7 separate regions of the Mus musculus genome follow, and all the other regions are linked to region 4. A link is a loop called in an ENCODE intact Hi-C map of the cell type or tissue named here. Cell type or tissue: heart. All regions are shown on one strand. Region 1 overlaps Gm39880 (a long non-coding RNA gene). Region 2 has its middle 26 kb from the start of Slc35c1. Region 3 overlaps Chst1 (carbohydrate sulfotransferase 1). Region 4 holds the start of Gm13816 (a long non-coding RNA gene). Region 5 holds the start of Gm32413 (a long non-coding RNA gene). Region 6 has its middle 46 kb from the start of Chst1. Region 7 holds the start of Chst1 (carbohydrate sulfotransferase 1).

Region 1 (4,000 bases), 68 kb before region 4:
TTGGGTCAGAGGCTTCACCATGGCTTGGACCACTGCAATAGCTGCCTTTCATGTAATGGAACACCAGACAAGGTCCATTCGGGAAAGAAATCTCAAGTCTCCATTCCTGCCCCGTTCCCCTCCCGTCGTGCTATGATTCTTGTTACTCTACACCCATCCAACTTTTATCCCATCGCCTACTGTGCCTTCTCTAGGGCACCATCCACACTCAGATCCCTCCCACAGTCCTAATTCCCTTTTCAGTCAAGTTCCAAAGTTAAACAGCATTTTCCCCAAGAAGGCTGCTGTGGCATACCACCTTAAGGAGGTTATTCATCCATCATTATACCTTCTCTATGGATTTAACTCAGTTGCCATAACAAGTAGAGATCTGCTTTTGTGTCTCTGCAAAGGCCACCTTCTCCACAGGAATAGCAGAGTCATCTGGAGGTTTAGGGACATTTGTCGTCCCCTAGGGAGTTAGCAGTGTCTCTATAGTTAAGTCTGGGTTCAGCCATGGCTATAGGCAGGCAGAGGGGAAAATAAAGCAAGACAGAAACAGACCTGTTGTCTTAAAGGCACTGGCTTGGATGAGGCACACACCTTTTCTGCTCAGATCCCATTGTTAGGAATCTCAGGCTGGAAAGTATGGTCTCTCTGGGCAGCCATGTCCACACTGATAACTGTACCTTTCTGGGAGGAAGGCATGCATGGAATTCAGTGGGTATGGAGGAATCTTCTGTTGTGGCCTCTAGGAGACCTTGTGGAGAAGCAGGTAACCCAGGGTTTGGGTGGGTGACTCAAGAACCCCAGGCGACCATCATCCAGGCTGTGAACCATTCTGTGCCTGGTTCTCTGCTGCTCTGTACTAAGGGGACAGTCCTTGGGCTCTCAGTCTCTGTTTTCTCTGACCATGCCTGTGGACTGGGCCTTCTCTAAGATCTCTCTCCTCTTTTGTGCCAGGTCGGTGATAATCAGGCTCATGGTTGAGCACTGGAGCTCAGTTAAGAGCCCCATCAGCAAATAAAAGTCACAGCGCCTCATGGGAGCCATGCAGACAGACAAACCTTCCAGTATCCGAGAAGCGCCTTTGAAGACAGATGCAGAGAGATGTCTTTTTTTTTTTTCATTTTCTTGTGTTATTTTTTTTTGCATTTGATGTAAAATTTGGCAAAGTGTTCAAGACACAAATCTTAAATGTTCCATTAACCAAACGAAACCTCTCGTGACTGGCTGTACTATGTATTAGATGTTATATACAGTAGACCACTACATCAGTAGTTTATGCACTTGAGCTATTTCAGGGTCGTTACATCATGAAATGAAACCTCAAGAAGTTCAATAAAATGTAGAACAATACAATTACAGATGTGTATCATTAAGTTTTCACAAATATTTTAGGAAATACTATCATAGTTTATATAGATATATATAAAACTTGGGAAAAAATCTTAAGTCCTTTTGGTGATATAGCAAGGCAGTATGTTCATTTGTAAAGTGGAAGTCCTGTTAACACGTCTGCATCGTTGACCTTCCAAAGGCTACAAACTGGCTGTTCAGTGCTGAGGCTCTCATCCCAGCTATTTCCTCTTCACATGCAGAAGATTATCTTTGTCATCCTTGACTGTCACAGGCATCCCCACGTTCCTGCCAATACCGGAGTCACCCAATAGGTGTCACTGTGTGCTCTTGAAAGTAATAAAAGTATGCTTAAAAAAAAAACCCTATCTAAAGTTAACTTGGACAAAGGGGATAAAAATCTCATTTGTATTCGAATGAACGACAGCTAATATTTATCCAGCACTTTAAGAGTTGAGGTCACAAGCTGAATTCCCAACACTTCAGGATCCTCATGGTCAGGTGGGGAAACTGAGGCTCTGAGACTCTGACTTGGCTGAGACCACACAGTTAATACACAGCACAAGCAGGATCTAGCCTCATTGTCTCTGCATCTGGAACCTTCCTTTATAACAAAGCCACCAGAGTAAGCTGTACAGGAGTAACTTGTCCACCATGGTCTCCGCAGACAGCATTCTGGGCTTATTTATATCTGTCCCCATTGGGAATGGAAGCATGGAAGACAAAGGATACTCTACTTGGGGATCACTCATGTCGGTCTTCTGTACCTATGGAGAACAGGAACCATCCTCACCTGGAAGGGCAGCTGTCTCTCTCACAAGGGTGGGCAGTGTCCACACTGCTGGTAAGGGCACCACTGGCCACCACTGGCCTCAATGGGAAAAGCCAGTCTCTGCCCCTCCCCCCTGAATACCTTGGCTGCTGTCACCTCCTCTCACTTTCTGGGGATGATCCCACACCCTCATCCCTGATCCTTTTTCCTCTTCCCACCATCAGCTTCTATCAGCCCCTGATCTTTCCAGATGCCAGTAATTCCAAGAAGAGATCCAGTCAAGAGTCAAGCTGCTGCTGCCCAAAGGACCTGGCTTTGCCTTCTTGGTTTCTGTATCATTACCCCGTCCCAAGACAGCAGGTTCTCTCCCAGCTTCAAAGAAAACAGGAGGCAGAGGAAAAGCCTGTGAGTAGAGAAACATAGGAACTTCATTCTCTCTGCCTCCTTGGAAAGCCACATGGCTGTTGGCAAAGCGTGCTAAAGAGCTGGGAAGATGGTTCAGTCAGTAAAGTGTTCATCTTGTAAGGGTAAGGACTGAGTCCAATCCCAGGACCCACATTTTAAAAAAATGCTAGGGGCTGGAGAGATGACTCAGCAGTTTAAGACACTTGCTGCTCCCAGCACCTACACCAAGCAGTTCACAACCACACGTAACTCCAGCTTCAGGGCATCTGCCCTTGTCTGAGCTCTATGGCACCTGCACACACGTGGTTTATGCACACACGCACATAACTAAAAATAAAAGTGCTATTAAAAAAGTGCTAGTCATGGTAGAACACTCTTATAATCCAAGTGTCTAGGAAGGTAGAAACTGATCCCCAGGGCTTACTCTGGCTGTCCAGCCTAGATCACATGGTGAGTCTCAGGCCAGTGACCTGTCCCTCCCCAACCCCCCAAAAACCTAGGAAATGGAAATGATAACCAAGGTTGTATACACACACACACACACACACACACACACACACACACACAGAGTGATTGTGTAAGTATGTGTGTGTGTGTGTGTGTGTGTGTGTGTGAGAGAGAGAGAGAGAGAGAGAGAGAGAGAGAGAGAGAGTATGTTTGTGTGTGTATGTGTGCTGTGATAGGGTTGGACCCTCCCTACTCTTCAACTTGCAAGGCAGCCAGGATTTGGAGTCTGAGAAATGCCTTTTCTCGTCTGTTTTCCAGGGTATCGCTTTTCTTAGGGCAAAAGATTGCTTCAGCCCCTTCTCCCTTCTCCTCAAGCTTGCCTGGCTCATCACAATAACCAGTCACATGGAGAACTTTCTCAGCCCAGCCTCACTGTGGTTCCCATGGCAACCACAGTGGCAGGTCAGATACCTCTCCTTCCCCATCCCTAAACCCAGAGGGACCCGACCTGACTCCCTGAGCATGACAGACAGCTCAGAGGTTTCTCTGGAGCTCAGGAGCTGGAGACTCCATTTGTCACCCTGGCTAGCTCTGTGTGCTTACTCTGAAAAAGTCTCTTAGAGACATACTATCTCTCATCCCCAGACGAGTAGCAACTCTGCTCCTGGATGAGGCTACCCCACTCAGAGCAGGTCACAGCCCACCACTGGACTGGAAGGTGGCGAGAACTCTCCCTAAGAACAGAAAGAAAACAGTCAAGGGTGGTAGGTCCCTGCCAGACCCAGTCTCCAAATCCCAAGGTTGTCAGGGTCAGATGGGCAATGGGATTTAGAGAAGTGGTAGGGGCAGAGGTCATGGGGTAGTTGATGGGCACCCTGCTGACTTTTGCCCGAAGCCTGACGGAAGAAGGCCAGGTGAGCGGGGCTTTGCCAATAAGACCTAAACTCCTGGTTTGCCCTGCACTCAGGTGTCCCCCACCCCTTCCCTACTCACAGCAAGCTGCCTGAGCCTGATGTTTCTTCCAGCAAGGATGCTTCC
Region 2 (4,000 bases), 260 kb after region 4:
GATGCAGGGTGCCTACCCTCCCTGTTGTGCCTTGGCAAGAGAGAGGTCGGGAGGCTCACAGGGCACCGTAGCCATCATCAATGCAACAGAGCCTTTGTAGGCAGTCAGTCAACAAATTCGTGAACTGCCTAGACTGGCACTCAGTGGCTCTCAAGGCACATGTCCGTCTGCTGAGAAAGTTGGGGAAAGCACAGGTTCCATGTTGGTGGGTCTAAGCAGAGCCTGGAAGTCATTTCTATGAAGACCCCACTGGGTACAAAAAGACCAGATGAGTCTCTCAGCCTTCAAACACTACTTTTGCATCTGCAAAATAGCAATCCACCTGCCATGTAGACTGGCAGGGCTGGGACGTGGGATGCGGTGCATGGCGGCCTAGCCATTGCCCTTCATCCACCCTACGCTCCCCAACTCCCTGCCTCCAGGAAAGAGCTCACAGTCTGGCAAGTATTGCTGCATTTCCCATTAACGGCCCTAAACGCTCCCTGTAATACCGTTGATGTGATCCCCAAGACTCAATTACAGTTATCAGGCAATTAGGCGCACCACAGCGAGGTGATTGCAAAATTAATGCCGGCCCCATCCAGCGGCTTTGGATCTTCCCATGATTCCACCATCCCACATCTGGGAGATGACAGCTGATCTCCCTAGGAGAAAAACTGTTCTTAGGAGAGAACCCTACAGCTGAGAGCCCTCACTTGCTGAGGGGCTGCAGAACAGGTAAAGTAAGGCAAAGGCAAGCAGGCTGAGCTGGGCAGCTGTCCATGCCTTCCTGACTGATATCATCCCCTTTTAGAGAGAGAAACAAGTCCTCCCTGCCTTCAGTTGTTAGGAAAATAGTCTGTGTGTTGCCTCACTGGGTCTCCAGGGGCTCCTGTCTGAGCCTCTGTGTCCTCAGCTGGGAGGGACAGGGATAGTAAGTCATGGCCAGCCTGTGAATTGGACCAGAGGGCAGTATGAAAGGGGATTCGGAGTTTGCTGTGGACAGCTCCATGTCTTAGTGACCATCTGCACCCTCAGGGGACACTTCGCAGGTCTCTGTCCTTGGGTGACCATGGCACAGTCGTGTTTAACCCCCTTTGGGAGACAGAAGTTTGCAGGTATCTGGATGCATAGAAAGGAGAATCAACTTCTGAATGTGGATTTAAGTGAACTTTGACCCGTACTGTTAATGAAAACAAGGCACACACATGCATGCTCACTGGTGACACCTTAGAATCAATCCCCTAGCCTCCAGGCTCAGCCCCACCAGACCCTTTGTAGTTGAGCCTGTGGTTCCACAACTGTCCACAAGACGGCGCTCCCACTCTAGTAGTCCCCGGACCCTAATGCATTGCTATTCAAAACGGAGCCAGGACTTGGTTGTCAAAAGAGAGAAAACGCGGCTGCGGAGGGGAGGGCGAGTGTTCTAGCTCCCACCCAGTGATCCCTGCCCTATTTCTTACAGCGAATTATGGTCTGAAACAGGGAGTCGGGAAAATCTGTAGTCACCATCCTGTTTGGAGCTTAAAGACAAGGGAAGCCAAAGTTATGAAAAGTGAGTTTTCGGGTTTTTCAGACGATCCCTCAGTTACTGACTCTGTGGCCACAAGTAGATTACGTAGCTTCTCTATCCCTCTGTTTCCTCAGTTCCTCCCCAGTTTCTGTGCAAACCCACTTAACATCTACAAGTGTCTATATATTCAGATCACTGGCTGCTTTCCTAATGCAGGTCTCATTTCAGCAGCGACACACACACACACACAGAGGCACACACACATAAGCACAGGTACACACACAGAAGCACACATGTGTGCAAATTAACATGCACACACATGCACAGGTACACATATACACCCAACAAGGCCTCCCTGACCCTCTCTGCTGATACTTCTTGTGACATGAAACCGTCACATTGCTTGGGAAATTTGTTTTGTATGTTGATTTAGTCTTCTCCTGGACGGCGCACTTTTAATGGAAGTAAGACCTGAGTGTCCTCGTCCCTGAAAGGCGAGGACGCGCATGATATCTGGTGGATCCCAAAGCCCAGGCAATCTCTCCCGCTCTGCCCAGCCGGCGGCGGCTTTAGCTCTGTGCTGGTGCTGCCCTCCAGTGGCGCTGGGCCCATGACACCTGCTTTTTTTAGTGTCCAAGCGTAATCTTTTCATCCCCTCTATCTACATGGGTCCACCACTAGCCCCGAGGCTCTGTAGAAAGTGGTGGAGAAGGTGGGACCTTGTCTCCCAATGATCATCTCACCTAAGTCTGAATTGCAAGCCCCTGAGAAAAATAAGCTTAATGTCAGAAGACCCCTTGGGGCCGACTTAATAAATACGGTGTCTGTCTTTACATAAAACCCTGCAGGGGCCAAGCCAGTCTGACTCTATTTTACTGATGAAACTCTAAGACCCAGCATCATACAAAGATAAAATTGTCTGGCCTGGGACTGAAGAGATGGCCCAGCCGTTAAGAAAGCTTGCTGTTCTTGCAAAAGATCCAAATCCGGCCCTCAACATTTCCGTCGAGCTACTCACGACGACGATCTGGAACTCCAGCTCCAGGGCATCCGACACCCTCTTATAGCCTCTACAAGCACACACAAACACGAGGCATACGAAGAAATAAAAAATAAAAAATTTAATTGCCTGTCCTAAAGGACCTGAGAACTCGCTCCTCCACCCTCCACCTTCCAGGCACAGGGCAGCTGCACCTTGTGCAAAACCGCGGCCGCATAAACCGGTCCCTGGAGTGGTATCTTTCTTCTGTAAGACTGCCATTTCTTTTTCCCCTCGACATTGTCACTAAATATTTCACTGAGGATCTGCAGGAAATTAGGGCGGGCCGTCTTCATAGGGTCAAGTCGCATCTTTCTTTCCAGAGTTATTGGTTTTTCGGGCCACCATTTCATCACTTATAGAGCGCTCAGATGACAACGTTACAAGACACAGATAAGAGATTCCCATGTCGGTGGCTGTGAATGTGGGCAGTGGTAAGCTGGGGCAGGATTCGCTCACAGAATTTACAAACTGCGACGCGCGTAAAAGAGAGCGCATGCGCTGCCGCTTTGCCTATGGCGGGTTTGCAGTCCCCATTTAGTAACCCACTTGGCGCCTCCAACTCACGGAACTTGGGCAACGCTTGGGAGGCTGTTCTGGTGGTTTTGTTTGTTTGGTTTTTACAGAGACTATTGCTTTGTGATCAACTTCACTCAAGCAAATTACACAAAGCCACATAGTTTCGGTTTCAGACAGGTCTCACCCTACTGCGTTTCCCTGGTTCTGCCCTCACCACCATCACCACCACCACCACCACCACCACCACCACCACCACCACCACCAGAGGAGGTGGGATAAAGAAGACTAACTTAGCAAATTCCAGCCAATGCCAGGCCGTGTGAGAGTTGGCTGTGACTGTGTCCCCTGCATATAATTTGGTTGGCCCAGCTGTCAGGACAACTGGTGATGCTGCACGCTGAAGAAGGGGGGCCACCCATCCCACCTGAGGGGCCGGAAGGGGCTTTTGGTTCGTGTTGGGTGGGGGAGGATAGAAAGAGACCATAGGAAGAGAGACAGTCTGAGTTTGAAGTATGTGTAGGGTTATCTACGTTCCTACACTGCCAAGAGGGGCTCCTCAGCCCAGCCTCTGGGGCTTGGCCCTCTAACCTTCCCAGGCTAGCCCCAAAACAGGGCACTCTAGGGAAGAAAAGGGACAGGCAGCCAAGCCAAACTTTGAACCAACTGGTTTTGCTTGCATATAACCTTGAACAAACCTCTCTGCAGACTCTGTCTCCCTGCACCTCAGTTTCTCCCTCCCTCTTTAGAATGGGGAGAACAGTATCATCTGCTCCCCAGAATAAAGCAAACGAATCACAAGAATAGCCCTCCTAAGGGAGGGCAGGAGCCCGGCTCTGACTTCTCACCTCTGAACTGGGTCTGCCTGAAGGGGAGATGGACCAGCTCCAGGGGCCTCTTCACTCTCAGCTGCCCCAATTAGCCTGCTCCTCCCAGCTGCCCCCTTCCCAACA
Region 3 (4,000 bases), 130 kb after region 4:
CCCCATCTGGAGCCTGTATACCTCCCCTCTAAGACACATCTCATGCTTAAGCACACTTGGCCTTCAAACATGCACGTGATTCTGTCCCAGGCCACCCACAAACCAGCACAGGAGGGGCAAGGATAGGAGCAGGTAAGTTTATGAGTTCTGAGTCACAGACTGCATTTTATCCTTTTTGCCATGAGGTCCATGTATTGGTTGGCTCGTGGCTCGTGTGTAAGTTCATGGCTGGTGTGTAAGCTCGCATCCTTTGTATACATCCCTCCCACAATCTGCTGTGTTTCCTGGCTACTCTAGGAGACAAGTGAACCCCTGTCTCCCAAGCAAATAAGCATTGCCATCTTGGGCACCCTGTCATCCCTTACAAACTGTTCTGGTAGGGCAGGAGCCCACCCACTTCCATTGCTCAAATGGAGAATTTAAAGATCAGTCTATGGCTCACATGTGAGAAACATCAGGGGCCTGGGTCCTTCTGGATCAGGCTCAGACCTGTGCTCTCATCCCTTTACCATTGGCTCATTGTCCCCAGGAAGAATGGGGAGCTGCAGGCTCTGCTAGCCTGGGGAAATGCACAGGGTCTGAGCCAAAATGGCCATGCCTACCAGTGTTTGGACTCTGAGGCTCCTATTTAAAATGTAAAAAGCCATACTATGTGCAGAAATCAGCACCGAGTCACCACCAAGAGACAGTTAATAGGGCAAGCGGTCCAGTCCAGATTTTTAGTAAGAGTCTCTCAGTGTGTTCAAAGTCACACAATCTGGACCACACCCATCCTAACCCCTGTGGCAGAGGCCTCTGCCCCGTGGAGGGAAGGCTGAGAGTAATGGGGAGCCCTCTCTACTCAAATCCCAGGTCCCTGACAAGTGCCTCAAGGAATACCAGCCCCCTTGCTTCAGTTGTGAGGTCACTAAACTCAGCTGTGTTTCTTCATAGATGTCTACCAGCAGTCCAGACCAACAGGCACTAACCAAAAACTACATAGGAATTGATACCAAGGAAAGTCAGCACTCCCAAGGGGCTCCCAGTCTCCCACCCTCAGGCTCAGGTACACTGCCTCAACCCCAACCTCAAAGCTAGTATGTCAGCACTTCACAACCCACAGCAGGGAAAAAAGTTGAGGCTCTTTGGGTACAACAGCTTTTCCAAGTCCATGCCCCAAGAAGCGGGGAGAGACAAGATCCCAGCTCAGGCTAGGTGCTCTCCAAGTCATTTTCAAATCTCTTGGCTGGATCTGCTCCTGGCCCATCTCTTACTTCATTCCCTTTGGTTTGCATCAAAACAGCTTTTCTTGACCCTTAGGCCTGCAATTCCAACTTTAAAGACAGAATTACACAATGAGTGTTTCTTCAGAGGAGGGCCTTCCATCTTGCCCAGAAGGGAACAGATGGTTCGAGCTCTTTCTCCCAGTTTCCCTTCCACCCTGAAGAAACTCAAAGCCAGGCCTAAGGTGAGGGGACTCCTCAAGCTTCAGAGGGTACACTGTGGTCACCAGCTTGCAGCCTGGCTGAGTGCCATGTGCCCACCTTCCAGGAGGGCAAAGCCAGAGCATGAGAACAGGAAGGAGGATGTTGGAGCCCCTGAAAGTGCTCTGCTCTCCTGCCAGCCTGGCACAGCCAAGCCCAGAGCTGGCCAAGGGTCCTTGGTATGCTGGAGGCATCTGCCCTGGAAACCAAAGGCCCTGGAACCAGGTCCTCTGGTTCCCAGGCAAACCTTGGCCTCTGCAAGAGATTTCTCAATGCCCTGGTCCTCCCAAGCCAGACTTGGGGGCCCACGACCCTTCCTGGGCTTCTGTTATGGCCTCCCTCATTACTGGATCAAACCTTGGGCATAGGAGCCCAGAATCCCACCTTTTTGTTAGAAGACAGAGGACCTGGTGGCCAGCCTGGAGATGGCTTGGACTGCAGCTCTGTGGTCAGGTTGGGAGTGGAGAATGCTATACAGGGAAGCTCCAATCTGCAACTAAGGGCTCAAGCCTGCAGGTCAGAGGCTAAGCACACACTGGCTAGGCACCAGTTGGGCCTGAGCTTCACTTCCCCTGTCTATAAAGGTGGCCTAACCAGATCATTGTTTGCTAACTGACTTGATGCACTTATTCATGCCCAGCATTAGGACAAGATTCTGCTTTGTGTTTGACAAGTGACCTCTGACAACCTCTGACACCAGCCCCATGGAGCAACCCAGCTCCATTGTTTACCTGCTGGGAACCTTGCCTAGATTTCTGAATTTTGCTTTATGTCTTAGGGAAGCACCTCAGAACTAGTTACCTGTTACCCTTAGAGTCTGTTCTAACAGAGAGAGACCTCTGTAGGGCTTTACCCACCACTCCTCCTTCCCAAACCACTTGCCCTGCTAGAATTTTCTGTGCTAGGCTATTGTGATGGTATTTCTGCTTCCCTCTAGTGGCTAGAACTGGTAGTACAGCCTCCTAGCTCTCATCTTCTTACTGTGTGAGGAAGCCAAAGGTGCCACGGTGGGTGGAAGTATGATGCTGCAGATTGCAGTGAAGAGGGATGGTGGCTTCTGAGCCACGGAGATACTCTTCCTCAGCTGCACACCAAGAGGCAAGCAGCAATAGGCAGTCTGGCTTTACCCCTGCACGGCCCTCACGCTGCCCAGACTGAAGAAGCAGTGTTGAACAGAACACCACTAACAGGAGTGGCCTGCAGCTTCTGCCTGTCCCTAGATTGAGTGACACTGTGTGTCAAGACCTAAAGCTCTTTGTACCTGGGGTTTTCCTCCAAAACACTAACAAGGACCTCTCTGCCTTTGGAAGGACCTGCCCCATGTTCAGGGCCAGTTAAGGCTAAGTCCACCCCAGACAGAGGGAAGCCCTGTGAACTGTGGGAAAGCTCAAAGTCACTCTCCAGAAGAAATCAGTGCTCCCGTGTCTCTGCCATGCCCCACCAACCACCAGACCCAGCCTGATTCCCCATCTGACACTGTCCTCATAGGCCCAAGGACCCAAGGGCTCTGCCCTTCACCAAGTCCCTCTTGCCACCCTATGGGAATCTCAGCAAACCACAGCGAGGCAGTTTACCTTCCCTGTTCCACAGGCTCCTTGGAAACACAGTCCGTCTTCCCAGAAAATGCTTCCTGTGCCCAATTTTGCACACACAATTTGGAATCGTTTTGAAGCTCCTGAAGGGAGGGTGCAGGCTACTGCTCTACTCCACAGAACCTGGGCTCCCTCGTTCCTGACGCTATCATCCTGGGGCTGTCTTTCTGAACGAGGCAGACGATGCTTATGGAAACGAGCCAAAAGCAAACAAAGAAAACCACGTCAAGGAAAACCACAAAGCACGTGTGTCCAACTGTGCACACAACGCATGAACGGCCCCTGGAACCTTATGCACTATGCTAGTATGGCTGCCTGGGAGAAGAGGACCCAAGAGCCTATAAAGCAGTGGGCACAGTCTGCAATGAGCTTTAAGTTTATTTTCTGTGGAAATACAGTGACCATGTACCCATGGAGAGCTGGAGAGGTGTCTGAGGACAGGGTTGGTGACTGAGAACCATCCCTGTCACCTCACCCCAGCCTTGAGGCTTTCTTCTTCACCCCAATGACACTGCTTACCAGCCTTTCTCTCCACCCCACCCCCCTACCCCCAACTTTCAACACATCTTGTCAAGACTTCCTTGTCTTAGCACCAAGCATTAGCCCTGCTCAGGTGGACGTGAGGACCTGTGATTGGCTGCAGACTGCTGAGGTGGCCTCAGAGGGAGCTGGGAGTTGTGCAGGGAGTGGCTGAGGCTAAGCTTGCACAGGTGGCTTCTTTCTTCAAAATGCTCTTAAAGCGGCATGGGGAGCAGGGAACAGAGAGCCGGGGGAACATGAAGCTGAACATCCACTACCTGAGCAAACCCAGGACACAGAGATTCCAAGGCACCAGCATACTATGCAGACATCCAAGCAGGGGACAGAGGACTTGGGCAGGGAAGAAGTTAGCTAGATGGTAGCCTCGGGGAAACCACACGTTTTAACCTGCTTAGCCAGCCCTGA
Region 4 (4,000 bases):
CCCAGGGACTAAACCACCAATCAAAGAGTACACAAGGAGAGACTCAAGGCTTCAACTGCATATGTAGCAGAGGATGACCTTGTGGGACATCCATGGGAGGAGAGGCCCTTGGTCTTGTGAAGGCTCGATGCCCTAGTGTAGGAGAATGCCAGAAAGGGAAGCAGGAGTGGATGGGCTGGTGAGCAGGGGGAGGGGGATGGAATAGGGGGTTTTCAGAGGGGAAATGAAGGAAGGGAATAGAATTTGAAATGTAAATAAAGAAAATATCTTTTTAAAAGAAGAATTGGAACTGTGACCAAGCTAGGTCTGCCTGGGTCATCATGGGTCTTGGAACAAGTCTGAGATTCCCACTCACTGGAGGTCAATGTTAGAGAGTTCCATGGTCAAAGCATTAATGTGCTTTACAAAACAAAGTAGCAGTGTGTGTGTGTGTGTGTGTGTGTGTGTGTGTGTGTGGCCCAGCCACCAGACCAGGGGTCCAGACAGGAGCTTCAGAGTCAGATAGAATAACATTTCCCAGCCCTGCCCCTTCTTGGCCATGTGTCCTCCTGAAGCCATCCTAACTGTGTCGATGGTAGCTGCTCTGTGCATCTAATGCAACCTCCCACAAAATTCAAGTGCCTTGACCTTCACTGTGCAGGCTATGTAATGGGGGGAGGCTGGAAGTGGCAGGGAAGTAACAGGAGGATCTCTGCGATGTGACAGCCAACATCCTGGCTTAAAAAACCATGGTGACAGCCCCTTTCTCAAGGGAGGAAGACACCTGATGTCCTGGACACCTGATGTCCTCCTCTCGCCTTCAAGTGTAAGTACACAGCTGTGTGCACCTGCACCCCCATGTGAACACACATATACCACACACACAGCTAACTTATTAATTAAAATAAATGAGGAAAATAGCTTGAGACACCAGCGAATGTCTCCCTGGTCCCATAATCCTTCCCTGCTAGTTGGAGCACGCACCTGGCGTTCACTGCTGAGGGCTCAGCTCCCCGCAGCAGCCAGAAAGAAGGCTCTACAGGGATGTTTCCATTTCCTTGTGTTTAGTTTGCTCCCTGGAGATTAGGTAATAATTGCTAATCCTATGGGGAGTATTTGGGGCTTATTGTCAGTTTAGAGCCCTGAGGAAGGCAGCCTCAGCCTCTCTTTTTGTTCTCACATGTGTGTGGAGAGTGGGGTTGACACCACACCCTGGGAAGCCTAGAGACTCTCCAATGAGCTACTACTGTGTCTGAGGGCCTGGGTTAATCTGAGGAGTTGTAAGGAAAGATGAAGAGTTGCCAGCACCGGCAGGAGGGCTGAGGTTAGGTCACTTGTACTTGGGGATTCACTCCAAGTCAGACCCCATTCAGAGGCATATGTGATTGAGTGGGTGGGGATGAGTGGGGATGAGAGGGAGAGGGAGAGAGAGAAGAGAGAGAAAGGAGGGGGACGGGAGGGGAGGGGAGGGGAGGGGAGGGGAGAGAGAGGATGGGCCTAAGAAGAGGGGAAAGGAAATCCCTTCCTACCACCCTCTAAGGTTCAAAACCCATGGAGTAGAAGACAGAAAGATTGTAAGAGCCAGAGGACTGTGGGGCCTGCTGTGAAGGAGCATCTTCCAGCCACGACAGAGCTGCTGGACTCATGCACTCACAGTAGCTGTGATGATTGGCACAAGATCCACACAGGATCAAGCATGGATGGGGAGGGGCTCAGCCCCCACCCCCACCCCGACCCCCACTCCTGACTGGGAGCTACTGTAGGCTGAAGGGTGGGGTGGTGTGGTCACTGGTAGGTTGTCCCTGCTCCAGCAGATGGCCCCACGCCTGTGCGCATACAAGAAGTACTCATTGAACTCATTGAAAAGGAGGAACAACGGTGGGTATAAGGAGAGGGGAAGGGGGGAAGGAAGAGGAAAGGAGGGGAAAGGAAGAAGGAACATGAAGTTAGGAGAAGTGGAGGAACCCTGGAGGAGTTGGAGAGTGGGGACTGAGTGGGGTGTGTGATCTAAATGCATTGATCCATGTATAAAATTACCAAAGCATTTACAAAGCAGAAAAGGGGACTGAGCATGTCAGGGCAGCTCTAGGTCTCCTCCCCCTTCCTCTTCCAGAGTCTCTGGGACTTGTCCTGTAAGGATAGAGAGAGGAAGGAGAGTGTGGTCTCACACCTGGGATGAGCCAGCTCCAAGTCTCCTCCTATGCCTCCTGCTGACAAGTCCCAGGACCTTAAGCAATCTCTCCTCCCTCTTCCCCTCCCCCCTACTCCTCCCTCCATCTCTTCTCCCTCCCTGTCTTCCCTCCATCCCTGATTCCTTCTCTTCCTCCAGGCTCCCCTCCCCTCTCACTTGATTTTCTTTTAGTGAGGAAGGTGGGAGGAGGAGGCAGTGGGACTCACATTCCTTAAGCCCTAGCCACTTAGAGCCCTCTACCCACCTCATCATCCTGGAGAGTGGATGCTGCCTGGGCCCATTTTAAAGAAGCAGAAACTGGGGTCAAAGAAGATGTGGGAGGTCGCCAGCCTCCGAGGGTAGAGGTGCGGTCCCAGTCCAAGTGGGCTTCGGTGCTTTCTCCTTTGGCATTGGAAAATTACCTCTAGAGTTGTAAACACAGGAAACTCCGGGTGTGTGCCGGTGCATGCTCAGAACTGAGTTTTCCTGGGGATTCTACGAACTGTTCCTAAAGAGGTCAGAGATAGCCAGAGAGGCTGCAGCCTGTCCACAGCCACCCACGGTCACCCCAGGACACTGGGCTGCAGCAGTGGCAGGCACAGCAGCAGCCAGGCCTTCCTGCTTCCGGCCTCTGCTTCCTTCCTAGCTCTTCCTCGAGGCCCTGTCCTCCCTGGAGCAGCTCCCACTTTCAGGGACCACACCCTGCAGAAACACTCTGAAACTCCCAAGTGATTCCTGGCCACATTCCTGTGGCTCTTTTCCAGAAGGGCTAGCTTGGCCTGAGGTCATCCACTAGAGCCGGAAGTGCTGCTGAGATCTTTCTCAGTCCAGGAAATGGCTGTGTGGATGGATGGGAGCTGGACTGCAGACAGCACACAGGAGCTCAAATCAGGTCACGTCAGCTGTATGCAGAGACCTCCATCTGATACTTAATCTAGCCTTGCAAGGTTCTTCCATATTATAGGTGAGGAAACTAAGGCACAGAGAGGTTGAGCTACCTCCCGGAGGACACACAGAGAGCTACTGTCCAGAAACTGCAGGTTTTTCTTCTCATCAACACATCTAGAGACTGAACTAGATAATTAATTTATGGGCTCGGGACCTTTTACCAAAATAGCTGGGGTCTTCCTGCCACAGACATCAACAGAAAGCAGGTTGGATTTTCTAGGATCTGGGTTTCCACTCCAGGCTCCATCCTCCCCCCCCCCCCCCAACCATTTCTTCTGTCTCTTCCCTGCTCTGCTTCCAGAGTCCCTGGTCACCTACTTGTACCTCCCTCACAGTACACATAGGTTTAAGTCCCTGCACACTTTCCATGCAATGAATGACCTCAGACAATCACTCATGGAAACTGCTGTAAGGGGCTCTCCCACCAAACTGTGGCCATCTTAATGAAATCAGGCATGCCTACTTCTGAGCCCAATGGAGCTGTGAACTTGGTATTTCTTTCCAGAATGAGGGGCAGGGAAGGTCATTGGACCCTCATCTGAGTATCCAGCCATTAGGATGCAATTTTCTCTAACCTACTCCTGGCAGGTGTCTTAGTTAGGGTTTTACTGCTGTGAGCAGATACCATGACCAAGGCAATTCTTATAACGATGACATGTAATTGGGGCTGGCTTACAGGTTCAGAGGTTCAGTCCATTATCATCAAAGTGGGAACATGGCGGCATCCAGGCAGGCATGGTACAGGAGGAGCTGAGAGTTCTACATCTTTATCTGGAGGCCGCTAGGAGAAATCTGACTTCCAGGCTAGGATGAGAGTCTTAAAGCTCAAACCCACAGTGACACATCTACTCCAACAGGGCCACACCTAATAGTGTCAGTTCCTGGGCCGAGCACAGACAATCT
Region 5 (4,000 bases), 62 kb before region 4:
AGAGAGAGAGAGAGAGAGAGAGAGAGAGAGAGAGAGAGAGAGAGAGAGAGAGAGAGAGAGAGAGATATGCTAGGGCCAGAGGAGCTGGAGCAGGATCTCCCTCCAGAGTTACCTGAGCCTACCTCCAGCCCTGCCTCTGCAGCTTAGGCATCTTAGCAGCTCTGAGCCATCTCGCCCTCCTGATGGAGGTGACAGCTTCTTGCTCAGGGTGACAGGCATCTGCTTAAGATTGGGGGTGGGGGGAGGGGAAGGCTGTTTCTGCCACAGCAGGGACTTCCCCAGCAGGCTGGCATGAGCTGGCATGGGTTTGAGAGGGCCCATGGTGCTGTGGAGCCAGGACCCCTGCCTCCCTCCCTCTTGGGGTTGAGCAGCCATGAAGCCCTGGCTTTTTCTGTTTCCCCTCCCTTTCCCCTTCCCCTTCCCTCTCCTGCTTTGTCTCCTGGTCTTCCATTGATTTCCTATTTTAGAGAAGTCCCAGCCAGCATCACTACAGACCCAGGCCTCTGAGTCAGAAACCAGTGCTGGTTTTTATTAAAGGCAAAAGAAAAATAATCTGATTTTATGAAAGAAAAACACTGCGTGATAAGCCAAGTGAGTGATCCCCGAGACTAAGATAATATGTTAAACCCTGCATGTACACAGGACAGCCCCTAACCGTTCCCAGCCCCTGGGGAGGAGTGTGAATCTGTAGGAACTGTTCTTTTGCCCCCTCCACCTCCTTCCACCTCCCCCCTCCGACGCCCCCCCCCCCCGCTCTTATTTCTAGGTCACTGTGCCCTCCCCCACTAAGAGCTCCCATGCAGGAAATGCTATGGATTCCTTCCCAGTCCTGAACCTCCATAATTAATGGAATCACTGGTAGCTGTGGAGGATGCCTGGGAAGGAAGGATGCTGGAGGCAGGCAGGGAGGGGTCTCATCTCTCTATGCTCTGCCTCTAGGAGCCAGGTGGTGATCTGAGCCCCCCACCCCCTTCCCCCCAGACCCCAAGGATGCTTCGGCTGAAGGGGAAGAGTCCCCCTCTTAGCTACCTGGAGCTGGTGGGGGAAGCCTCTATCTCTGTGCCCCCCTCCCTCTGGACCTGTCTCCTTCTATAATTCTCTTCTCATCTAGTCTATTAGTGTGCTCCTGCAGACTCTGCCAGGTTCAGCTGCGTCTCTCACCTCGTTTATATTAGAAGAGAAAGTTCTGGCGTGTTTTCCCCTCACCTGAGGACTGAGCACTTCCCTCTTTGAAGCTGCTCACAGCCTCTGATGAAACCCAAGAAAGATTTAAATGATAATGAAATGTCTCTGCTGCCAGGAAAGGAGCGGCCCCAGCATTACTTCCAGCAGCCTGGAAAGCAGGGGAGCTTTCCAGCCAAGGGGTGCTGTGCATGGGTGCCTTCCTTACACTGACTGGCCTGTCTCCTGTATGACCCTGCTTCCTGCTCTGACTGGATTGGTGCAGTTGCCTCCTGACTGATCTCTCCACCTCTTCTGAGTTCAAATCCCATTACTTCTCCCTGGAAGGTTCGGGCATGCAGCCTGAATTGCCCTCACTGGGTCACAAAGGTCCTCCAGCACCTTCTAGGCAGAACAGACAAGAGAGCAAGGCTCTGACCTCCTTTCCTGCAGCCATCCTTTAGTAAAAACAAAACAGGCACCAACAAAACAAAACAAAACAAAACACCCGTCTTCCTCTCCTGCTAAGCGACAGCAAACACCATTGCATTTGTAAACTTGTCCAAGAGAGGTGAACCTGTCCCTATGGGGCAAGGCCCATGAGGTAGCAGGTGACTTCAAGTCCTCACCCTGTCCATTTTCCACCAAGTGCCCAGGACAATGTCACTTTGAGTTTGCTTACCAGCCTGTGAGGCGGGACTGTGCCGGCCACTTCAGAGCTGTTGTAGAGACTGGAGACGCCCCTAAACTGTGAGCATAATTGCTCAGTAATGCTGGCTACTTGGCTCTGTTTCCTAATCTGGGGAGAGAAAGGAAAGATCCATTTGGTTTTATGGAGAACAAAGTGGATGTCAGCCTTGGCTGTTTTATAAACAGTCAGGGGACTTTCAAAAACTACTTTGCTGGGGCTTCACTCCCAGGCCTCTTATGGGGGTGGGGGAAGGTCAAATCTCCCTGACAGAGCAGAACAGGAAGTAAGGTACAAGGGCTAATGATGCAGAAGCCCTCTGGGACCTGCTGGCTTGGAGAGGAGCCTAGGGGAGCTTTGGCACAAGTTCCTGGTGGGGGTGGGCAGAACCCTGCTTGGGCTGTCAGCCCCTCGCTATTAGGACCTCTGGTCAGGAGGGGTCATTGGGGAAGGCTGGTTGTGACTCTTCCTACTACTTCTGAGCACACCCAGTGGACAAAGCAACCTTAGAGGGCAGGAGATGCAGGTCCAACCAGGTTCCTGGCCCAGATCCCAGCCAGTTCCATAGTAAGGCCTTCTCAAGGAGGGTGGGAGCTCTCAGGAGAAGCAGTTAATTGAGGTCAGCAAGAAGGAAGTCTGGTTTTCCACAAGGGAAAACACCTTCAAGTTAATTAACTTTCAGGAAGTATGGCTGGCTCTAAGGTGACCACAGCTGGGGTCTCACTCTGTTCTCCAGTGGGAGATTATGGTGGCCCAAGGGAAAGCACCCTCAGGCATTAGGGACAGCATCTTCCAGTTGCATGCCCCACGCTAATGCATTCATTCAGTCATGGAGAATGTGTAAAATGCCAGTATCTGTGCTAGGGGTGAGGGACAGCTAAGGACAACCAAGAGAGAAAGAAAGAGACTCCTTGTCTTTCCTGAGATAAAATCTCAAGCTCTTCAAATCCAGTCCAAATTCGCTGGACTCTTCGGCCAGCTCTGTTTATTTTTTCTAATGTGTTATCTGGGCATCTCCTACATCTGCCTTGACTCACCTCAGCCTCCCGCTCTTCCTCCTCCACTCTCAGCTCAAGGCCTCGTCGCCTTATTTTTATTTTTTTATTTTTTTGGAAAATAAAGTGAACTGGGGACTGGGGAGCATACAACAGTGTTTGCTTGCCAAGCATGGGGACCTGAATTCCAATTCCTAGAACTTATGTAAAAAGCCAAGTGTAGTCACTGGCACCTGTAACCTCAGTGTGACAGGGGTGTGGAGGCAGGAGGATGGCTGAGGCTTGTGTCTGCAACTTCCCTTTCTACAGCATCATTCCCAGTATACCATGTCATTTCTTCTTTCTAGAAACTGATAGGACATCTCTGGACTCCACTGTCTCCTCTAGAACTTCCCCTACCTTTTTTTTTTTTTTTTTTTTTTTTTGGCTCTTTTCTAAACAAACACCTGCAAGCAAGTCATCTATCAGGGAGTCCCAGGGCTGTCTCTGAGGCTATCTTCCAGTTCTTTTTATCTCTTTTGGTTTCATCCAACTAGTTTTCATCCATCACTCCATAGTACCTGCTCTTGCAAGAGTTGCTAGCTCTTTTCTGGTAAAGACACAACACTAACGTGTATTTACCCCAGATAAGAAACAGATCAAAGTAGGATACCACCAAAGTATGACTTAGTGAACCTGAGTTTAATGGGGTTACTTCCAGAAGCATGGGCAAATCACAAACAGCATCATCGTTGACCCCTTGTCCTAGTGACACCTCACAAAATCTGGATCCCTAGGACTCCTCAGATGACTTATAGGCAATTTCACAGGTGAGTTTCTTCTAAGCAGCTCAGTTGATCTAAATGTCCTTAGCAGTCCTTATTGCTTAAATAACCTTGGAGAGCAAAGAGTCTTGTGCATCTAGTTGGATTCAGGGACTTGCTGAGATTTGTGAGTTGTTTACTTCCTGAGTCTTATTGAACTTCCTTTAACGTTTCCTCAGTCTTTACAAGCTTCCCTTCAGGATAGAATGTTTTAATGGGAGGAAATCACTACACAACCAGTGATCTCAAGGACACCAAGAATATGGTGCTTACATAATTTGATCCAGCTGCAGGTTTGGCATATCTGATCCTTATCTTCCTTTGAAATTTCCCTCCAGTGGGTCCCCAATGTG
Region 6 (4,000 bases), 97 kb after region 4:
CATATCATTTGAGTTCTTTTGTGATTTGGTTACATCACTCAGGATAATGCCCTCCAGGTCCAACCATTTGCCTAGGAATTTCATAAATTCATTCTTTTTAATAGCTGAGTAGTACTCCATTGTGTAAATGTACCACATTTTTTGTATCCATTCCTCTGTTGAGGGGCAAATGGGTTCTTTCCAGCTTCTGGCTATTATAAATAAGGCTGCTATGAACATAGTGGAACATGTTTCTTTCTTACTAGTTGGAACATCTTGTGGTGTTCTTGACCACTCTGGCTTGCTCAGTTCTAGCCCCACTCTTTCAAGAGACTCCCCAAGCTCCACCTGCTGTTTGGCTGTGCGTCCCTGCCTCTGTTTCCCTCAGCTGCTGGATGAAGCCTCTCAGGAGACAGTGATGCTAGGCATAGCTGAGTATCATCAATAGTGTCAGGGGTTGGCTCTCTCACATGGGGTTGCTCTCAAGTTGGGGCAGTCACTGGTTAGCAGTCCCCCCATTCTCTGCTCCATCTTTATCTCTGTACCTGTTGTAGGTAGGAAAAACTTGGGTTGAAGGTTTGTGGGTGGGCTGATGTCCTCCTCTTTCCACTGAAAGTCCTGCCTGGCTGAAGAACTCAGTGTTGGGAGGACCGAGGTCTTGGTCTCAGCACATCTTGTCTCAAATCTCAAATTGTCCTTCTAGGATAGCAATTGTGTGGCAGACCCAAGGCCAGCTTTGTTTGGAGAACTAGCTTCCCACCCCCAAGTCACACCCATGGGACTCCTTCATGTGCAGGTTACCATGGTAACCTGAAATTTTGCTGAGGCTACATACAGAAGGTCATGAGTCTCCCCTAAAGAAGGTGGGAGAGGAGCAGAATGGTTTCTGGGGTTCCCCACAGATGGTCCTCATATCTTTCTGCTTGAAGTCCATGAGTCACAGGGTCACACAAGTGGACTGAGGCTCAGAGCAGAAGTGAAGCCCTAGCTATCCCATCTGGGAAGAAGGGCAGTATTCACTGTGACCTTCCTGCCATGCTTGAAAGCCCAAAGTCCCTCATCCCACCTGTTATAGTCACAGTGTCTACAAGGTCTGGACATAAGTGTACAGCACACACAGTCTTATCAAAAGCTCTCTGAAGGGCCAGGGAGTACATACCTCCTTATTTCTGTCGCACAGATGGAGAAACTGAGGCTGCAAGAAAACAAGCCATTGGCCCAGGCCACTGATTAGCAAGAAAAGTTTCCCTGTCCTTGCCACCATGCTCTGCTCTTGCAGTCGATAAGGACTGAGGACCCAACAGCTGCCTGTCCGTTTCTCTGCTTGAGAGCTCACTGCTTAACAGAGCAGCCTGATGGGGAGGTAGCTTAGTCATAAAGTACCTGCCCTACAAGCTCGAGGTCTGAGTTCTGATGTCCAGCACCTATGTAAAACATTGCATGTGACAGCATTCTTATGTAGCCCAGTACTAGTGGAGTAGGGGGGCTGGGGTTTGCAAAAACAGGAGGGTCCCTGGAGCTCATTGGCTATCTGGCCTAGCCAGTTGGAGAGCTCCAAGATCAGAGAGAGACAGTGCCTCAAAACTAATGTGGGGAGGGATCAAGGAAGACTCTTAATTTCAACCTCTGCTTTCACACATGTGTGAACACTTACCTACAGAAACATACATATACCTCACACACACACAAACAAACACACATACACACAAACACATACAAAGAGCTCAGTTCTCTGCAACACAGGGTGGATGAAAGACAGAAAGTCTCCCACGAAGCAAGCAGAGCAAGGATCTCTGAGCACATGTCCATTAGAATGCCTACCATTTGAGGAGCCTGCGTGACCACAGCCCCAATGGGTGACACTTCACCTCCAACATCCTAGAATAGCTCTTACAAACCAGCAACCGCTCCAGGCAGGGCTGTCAGCTACTAATGAATTGATGGATTAGTGTATTAGTGTTCAGGGCCCATCCTGCAGCCAGATTCCAGCTCAGTCTGAGAGCAGGGTTGGGGCTCTGTCAATGGCAGGGCCAGGGGCTGTGTATTAAGCCAAGGTCGAGGTTGTCTGCCATCTGTGCCCAGGTCAGAGATCTATGGACAGACTCTCTGCAAAGAAAAGCTTCCAGGCACTTCCAGGAGTCACTGCAACCTTGGCCTCATTAGCATATAACTTTTACCACCCAGCTGGGCCCATCTGGCTTCTTATTAACACAAACCGGAGTTAGAAAAGCAGGTTCTGGGGAAGAAGAATCCTGCCCAGGTGAAAGAGCTTGCCTGCTGGGTATGCTGTGCCTTCCCAGCTCTGCAGCCAGGGAAACTTCCTGCATTTCCTTTCTGCTGTGGCCTTTGTCCCTCCTTGGGATGGCTACATTGCAAGGCTTTGGCTGGCGGCCAACCCACATTTCCTGTTGGGAGGCAGGTAGGGGGGCAAGCTGGGAGGGAAGGAAGGACTCCATGGGAGAGAGGTGGGGTGGGAAGCAAAGGGACGTGATGCAAGACCCAGCTGTGTCCAGCTGTGTCCAGCTATGAGACCTGCTCTTCCCTGTGGTGGGGATGTTCACTGCTCCCTCCGTAGGCTTCCACAGCTTCCCCAGAATGAGTCCAAATCCCATGACCGACACTTCCAGCTGAAGCATTCTTTCCTCCAGGAAGCCTGCCGGGAGCCCTCCGTGTGTAGTGGCAGTGTCCCACTCACCTTCCCCATAAGAGCTGTGAGTGGTGAGCTTTGAACATCCCCATCTGACTGGGAGCTGTTTGAGGGCAGGGCCTACATTTAGGTCAGTAACCCCAAACATGTAGCACATTGCAGATAAATGCTTCCTTATTGAGTGGGAGGCTAGACCCACAGAGGAACGAAGGCATGGATCAAAGGATGGGCCGGGTCTTCAGTAGAGTCCACAGGAAGATGGCATGCCAGAGTTTTAACAGGTAGGATGTTTACACAGGATCCACACTGTGGAAGGAAAGGAAAAAAAGCAGGGGAGCACAGGCTGAAGCCGAGCTTTAGGGAGCCCACTGTGACTGCCCCCCACCCCCCACCCCAGAGAACTCTAGGGTAAGATCAGCCCAGACATGCCCTAGAGAGTCAGGGTGCCCGGCCCTTTAGGTTCCCATGCTATCAGTCACTGGATGCAGGCTGCATTGGGAAGGGCTTGCTCTTGGGCAAGCAGCTCTCTGTGGCTAAAATAACAGCTGAAAGAACAGACAGTAAAGGACTCTTTGACGCTAACACTGCTAGCCATTGAGAGTGGAAGTGCTTCATCACAAGGGAACCCAGGCAACACCATTGTGTCCTCCACAGATGGAGATGGTGCATAAGGGATGAGGGAGAAAACCAAGGTAGGCTAGATGAGCTAGATGGAGAGAAGGTGAATTTGTACAGGCCTGAATACATGTGTGATGGATGAATGGAAGGATGGACAGAAAGATGGTAGGAGAATGGGTGTCTAGATGATGGATGGATGGATAAATGGGTGGGTGGGTGTATGGCTGCATGAATGATAGATGAGTGGATCCGTTCATACATGAGTTGATGCGTGATGGATGGTTGGGAGTGTGATTGGCATGAATGTGTGGATGCACAGATAGATGAAGCTTCCCAACATCACTTGTTGAATAGCTGACTCTCTACTGCTCACCCAGGTCTTCCCTTGAGCAGATTCTAAGAAAGAGCTCAGACAGCAATCTCAGCAAGCAAAATGGCTTGAGTGTGACAGGTTAACTCTCTAACGTCAATGCTGGCACATAGGGGGCCCTTGGGGACTCTTGCCTGTACCATAGCAAAGGCTTGTGAATGATTAAGGTAGAAGTGACCACAGAAGCTTGACGGGGATGGGAGACAGTGAAAACACAGAAAGCCCATGCACAAATGCCCTGGGGTCTGCCGCTAGTGGCATGGGTCCCTCTGTGCCCCAGAGGAAGTGCAACTTGTACCTACTTGGACATATCTTCCTTTTCCCACAGCAGAAACATCCCACCCCAACCCTGCACATGGGCAACACCCGTCACATCACCCTTTCAC
Region 7 (4,000 bases), 150 kb after region 4:
AGTCAAAAGCAGCGGTGGTTGCTTCAGCGCCGAGCTAGCGGGTGGCAGGCGCTGCGGTCCCGGCTCCACCCCCAGCGCCGCCCGCCCCCTCTCCGCCCGACCCCGTCAGCGCGCGCCCTCCCGCCCCCCCCCCCCCCGCGCAGCCCAGGCCGGGAGCGCCGGGACACCCCCACTAGCAGGGCTCCGGAGCCAACCCACCGGCGGGCCGAGGCAGCCACACCCCCCACCCTCCACCCCGCACCCCCCACCCCCCACCCCCGAGTTGAGGAGGCCAAGCGGCAGCAGCACGGGTACCTCTTGGCCTGCCCTCTCCCCCTACACCCGCCCTAGCGAAGGCATGGCTCTATCTATGCAGCCAAAGCCTCTGGATACCCAAGTCTGGCTACAGCCCCAACCTGACCCTGGCTCCTTTCCCCAGCCAGGGCAATCAGAGACTCCCAAACCCAGAACTGAAGTCGATATTCCACTACATGCCCCTGCTTCTCTTCCATCACCCACAACTAAAGAAATGTTTCATTTGCCCCAGATCCTGTCATCCCCTTTCAGCAGGGGCTGGGTGGAGCTGGCCAGTTAGTCGGACACTAGAGTTCCTTTGCTAGAGGAAGCTTTCCATCCTGCCCAGCCCCTTCCTCCTAGGCTGCATCTGTCTTCCCAGGTAGTTACCAGTCCACAAGCTGCACTTGTGGGACCAGGACAGCGGCAAAGCCCTGGCACTACAGTGGTCCTTCGTTCTCTGCATAAATATCGACTGAGCATCTCCTGCATGTCAGAAGCACCGAACACTATAGCTAGTGACAAGAGAAACATACCCCTGAGCCCTCAGTGTGGCCTGGAGGAAAAATGAAGCCAGCAGAGGAATGCCTGTGGCCCTGAACTGAAGAGGAGGGAAAACCCACTTCTACCATTGGCCACCAAGGTGTCCATGCGCACAAACCCAGACCCCATCCTGACCTGTTTCCCATCTGAAGATGTGTAGGTACTTTGCAGGGCTCTGGACCAAAGGCAGTAGTAGACTTTGTCCAGAGTGGTAGCGATCGTCCAAAGGAGTGGGCTTCCATCTCCACCGTCTCTTACGTCTCCTAGAACACGATCTGTCCATCCGTCTGTCACTCCTGATACGGTGCAGAGAACAACGGGTTTTTTTTTTGTTTTGTTTTGTTTTTTAATGAGGTTATATTCACCTGGAAGTTCTCAGTGCAGAGGAGCCTTTGTGAGTCTGCTGTGTGACCATGTGATGCAGTCCTCCCCCACCCGTGCCTCAGTTTCCTCACGAGGAAAAATGGAGGTGCTTTTTCTTATCTCCTAGGGCAACAGCTCCCATGTTAGCTTGGGTGGATGCTTACTTGTTCGCTAAGAAGGGAATAACATAATGTCTAGGAGTCTCCCGGAGACCCCAAGGGGCATATCTTCAGAAAAGGCTTCACATGGAACCAGATGACGTGAAGACCTCTGCTCCAAGGGTCCCAGTAGGCCACATGGTCATTTGTCTTGGTTACAGTTGCCAACCCCTAACTATAAACTCCTGTCCCCCACCACCTCCTCAGAGAAGACAACTAACATCGCCTTTCCTGACATCCCTGATGCAGCAGCTCCAGCTGCAGCTGTACCCGGCATCCCCCACCCCCACCTCCACCCTCTGCAGCCAGGGCTATAGGGCACCAGACCTCAGCCCCAGCATCACAGGGCTTTAGTCACTTGCCCACCTCCATGGTAAGTGGCTGTGTTTTGACATGACCAAGAAGAGAAAGCTGGCCTTGCAAGAACACTCCAGGTTTCAGGCCCCTCCCACTTGTCCATGGACAGCCTGCACCCCCCCCCCACCAACCCCCCCCCCCCGTCACCCTGGATGAACCAGAACCATCTCTTTCACCTAGGTTAATCCCTGCCTGAATCTCAGCTACCCCAGAATAGTCCAGGCTTAGAAACTCCTCTATCTCCCACTCTCTGATCCCAGCAAGTCATTTTTCAAACTTTGCTATATTTTGGATGGAGAGGACAGTGAGGTTAAAATGTAAAGAACTGGGGAGAAATATATTTAAACTCTGAAAGTAGACACAGACCTGGGTCCTCAGAAGTACTATGAGTCTGTTCCCAGTTACCTGGGGTTGCCCCCATATAACAAAAACATGTTTCTTAGGTGCCTACTGTGTGCAAGGCGCTGTGGGGGAGGGGATGCAGTGATGCCTCCACTAGAAGAGCATATCAGTTCTCAACCCCCATGGCAAACAGCTCACAAATGCGGGTGGCTCCTGCTCCAGGGGTTCTGACGCCCTCTTCTGGCCTACATCCGCATACACAGACACATGCACACGTAGGCGGAGTTTAAAACAAAAGTGAAAAAAAAAAAAAACAAAAAACAAAAAACCCTTTAGAAAGAGTGGTCACTGAAAATTTGCGTTTTTCTAAGTGGCCTGGGAAGTCAGGTGAAGATGCAGCCTTCGAATGTCTTTCAGGAAGGGCTTCCTGGAGAAGGAGCTAACTCCAGGAACGATAGCTGTGGGGTGGACAGGGCATGCAAGGCAAAGGAGGAAACAGCAAGCAGCCTGCCATTTGACAGACAGTAGCTAAGAAGACTGTAGCAATGGCTGACGTCGGGGCTCTCCCCCTCCCTGAGCCAGGCTTTGAGCTCTTCGCCACATGGGGATTATTTTGTTGGAGCCTCAAAAGTAGCCTGATGTGGCAGGAATTGTCGTTCCCTCTTTTAAGGACTAATGAGTCCTGGGATTTGCCCAATTTGCAGAACTGCTTAGCTACTACACAGTAGCCAAGCCAGGGCACCTCACTGGGGCCACACTGGGCCAGCCTGGCTCAAGGATACTTCCTAAGGAGGGACAGGATGCCAGGTAAACCTGAGGATGGGACTTTCAGAGCCCCCAAACATAGAAGCCTCCTTGAATAGAGCCCGCTCCGTCCCCCAAGAATTCAAAACTACGCATTTTCTCCTCTTCCCCGGCCTTCTGGTCTCAGAGGCGATTGGAAATGGGTTAAGGGGTTTGGGGGTTGGCACTGTGGTGCTTCAATCTCTTTCAGGGGTCCATTTGGTGGCGGTCTGGGCCGCCCTCCTTGTCTCTTCAGTCTGTCGTGGGAGACTGATGGCCCGGGGTTTGACTGAGGATGCGCAGCAGAAGGTCTCCATCCCAGGTCTCCCTGGGACACTGACAAGAATACAAGCTTGCAGAGGGCAAATCCCAGCAGTCTTTCCAAGCCCATCGGCTTCAGTACCTATAGCAAAAGTCCTAACCAGACCCCACCCTGCACAGGGTAGGTAGACCCTGCAGGTAGAGGAAAAGGACTCCTGCAAAGAAACGTCACTCTGTGAGTGCTGATGGAGACACTGAGGTCCAAAGAGGGCAAATGACTTACCCAAGGCCACACAGGAGGCACAGTTAGCCTCAACTCGAGTCTATTGCTTACTGAAAGAGCAAATTCATACTCTTCCTGCTTCTGCCTCTGCCCCGCTTCAGATGCGCTCCTTTTCTGGATAAATTGGAGGGAATGTCTCCATGGATAGACGGAAACAAGTGTTTGAAACCTTACCTGTGACTGGACACTTGCTAGGCCCTCAGCATTACAGAATGTGATTGTTCCCTCATCTTCTCTGTGACCAGAGGTTGCCAGCCCTGGTGCACGCATAGCTTCAACGGGACACACCAGCGCTGAAAACACTTGACTGAGCCCACAAAGTACTCCAGTGGAGGCCCCTTGAAAGCTGCCTCTCTGCTATATGCACAGAACTGTGAATTCCTCAGAGGGACACTGTGCTGTTCCCAGACCAGCCGATCAGCAGCCACCACCACCTGTCATCTGTTGTGTTCTTTGCTTCTGCAGAGGGGGCTTGAAGGTGGGTTTCCCTCCTCCCAAGATGCAGGAAAAGTACCACCTTCCCAGTGCCCTGTGGCACAAAGCAGCAATACTATATTAGTCTCCAGTGACCTTCACAGCAAATAGCTTGTCCTGCTGGCAGCTGTAACCTCTAACCTCTGGTCTCAAATCCAGGCTG

The links. Hi-C counts contacts between places; a loop is a spot of excess contacts. Peaks named below come from ENCODE experiments on the same cell type or tissue, not always from the same donor. Only the 100,000 strongest peaks of a DNase experiment are listed, where the experiment ranks them.
Region 1: a loop joins it to region 4, with 3 times the contacts of the local background. A loop is called at or near these places in 5 of 42 quality-filtered maps.
Region 2: it touches region 4 in a loop (2.6-fold over the local background); 3 of 42 quality-filtered maps call a loop at or near these places.
Region 3: a loop joins it to region 4, with 3 times the contacts of the local background. A loop is called at or near these places in 6 of 42 quality-filtered maps.
Region 5: a loop joins it to region 4, with 5 times the contacts of the local background. A loop is called at or near these places in 5 of 42 quality-filtered maps.
Region 6: it touches region 4 in a loop (4-fold over the local background); 2 of 42 quality-filtered maps call a loop at or near these places.
Region 7: a loop joins it to region 4, with 4 times the contacts of the local background. A loop is called at or near these places in 5 of 42 quality-filtered maps.

What each region holds. Positions count from the first base shown.
Region 1 is chr2:92,808,814-92,812,813 of GRCm38, reverse strand. All of the region lies in intron 1 of Gm39880 (a long non-coding RNA gene), which reads right to left. Gm32413 (a long non-coding RNA gene) reads right to left here. Exons shown (of 2, transcript XR_374794.3): 2 at 1,095-1,626. Among named protein-coding and RNA genes, the nearest start is that of Gm32413, 3.9 kb to the right of the region's middle. In heart, a CTCF peak has its summit at 1,650; no DNase peak of the experiment used is centred here; H3K27me3 peaks cover 1,616 bases.
Region 2 is chr2:92,483,893-92,487,892 of GRCm38, reverse strand. No RefSeq gene overlaps it. Among named protein-coding and RNA genes, the nearest start is that of Slc35c1, 26 kb to the right of the region's middle. In heart, CTCF peaks have their summits at 1,281 (motif pointing right) and 2,087 (motif pointing left); DNase peaks (open chromatin) are centred at 782, 1,302 and 2,072; H3K4me3 peaks cover 1,715 bases; H3K27me3 peaks cover 3,215 bases.
Region 3 is chr2:92,607,508-92,611,507 of GRCm38, reverse strand. All of the region lies in intron 1 of Chst1 (carbohydrate sulfotransferase 1), which reads right to left. Among named protein-coding and RNA genes, the nearest start is that of Chst1, 9.8 kb to the right of the region's middle. In heart, a CTCF peak has its summit at 2,405 (motif pointing left); no DNase peak of the experiment used is centred here; H3K27me3 peaks cover 1,285 bases.
Region 4 is chr2:92,741,091-92,745,090 of GRCm38, reverse strand. Gm13816 (a long non-coding RNA gene) reads right to left here and starts at 2,861. Exons shown (of 2, transcript XR_866546.2): 1 at 2,415-2,861. In heart, a CTCF peak has its summit at 1,791 (motif pointing right); DNase peaks (open chromatin) are centred at 1,780 and 2,930; H3K27ac peaks cover 1,575 bases.
Region 5 is chr2:92,803,269-92,807,268 of GRCm38, reverse strand. All of the region lies in intron 1 of Gm39880 (a long non-coding RNA gene), which reads right to left. It overlaps Gm32413 (a long non-coding RNA gene), which reads right to left and starts at 382. Exons shown (of 2, transcript XR_374794.3): 1 at 123-382. In heart, no CTCF peak of the experiment used is centred here; a DNase peak (open chromatin) is centred at 2,269; H3K27ac peaks cover 733 bases.
Region 6 is chr2:92,643,853-92,647,852 of GRCm38, reverse strand. No RefSeq gene overlaps it. Among named protein-coding and RNA genes, the nearest start is that of Chst1, 46 kb to the right of the region's middle. In heart, a CTCF peak has its summit at 2,285; a DNase peak (open chromatin) is centred at 2,392; H3K27ac peaks cover 432 bases.
Region 7 is chr2:92,595,728-92,599,727 of GRCm38, reverse strand. It overlaps Chst1 (carbohydrate sulfotransferase 1), which reads right to left and starts at 21. Exons shown (of 3, transcript NM_023850.2): 1 at 1-21. In heart, a CTCF peak has its summit at 2,271 (motif pointing left); a DNase peak (open chromatin) is centred at 407; H3K4me3 peaks cover 777 bases; H3K27ac peaks cover 421 bases; H3K27me3 peaks cover 3,497 bases.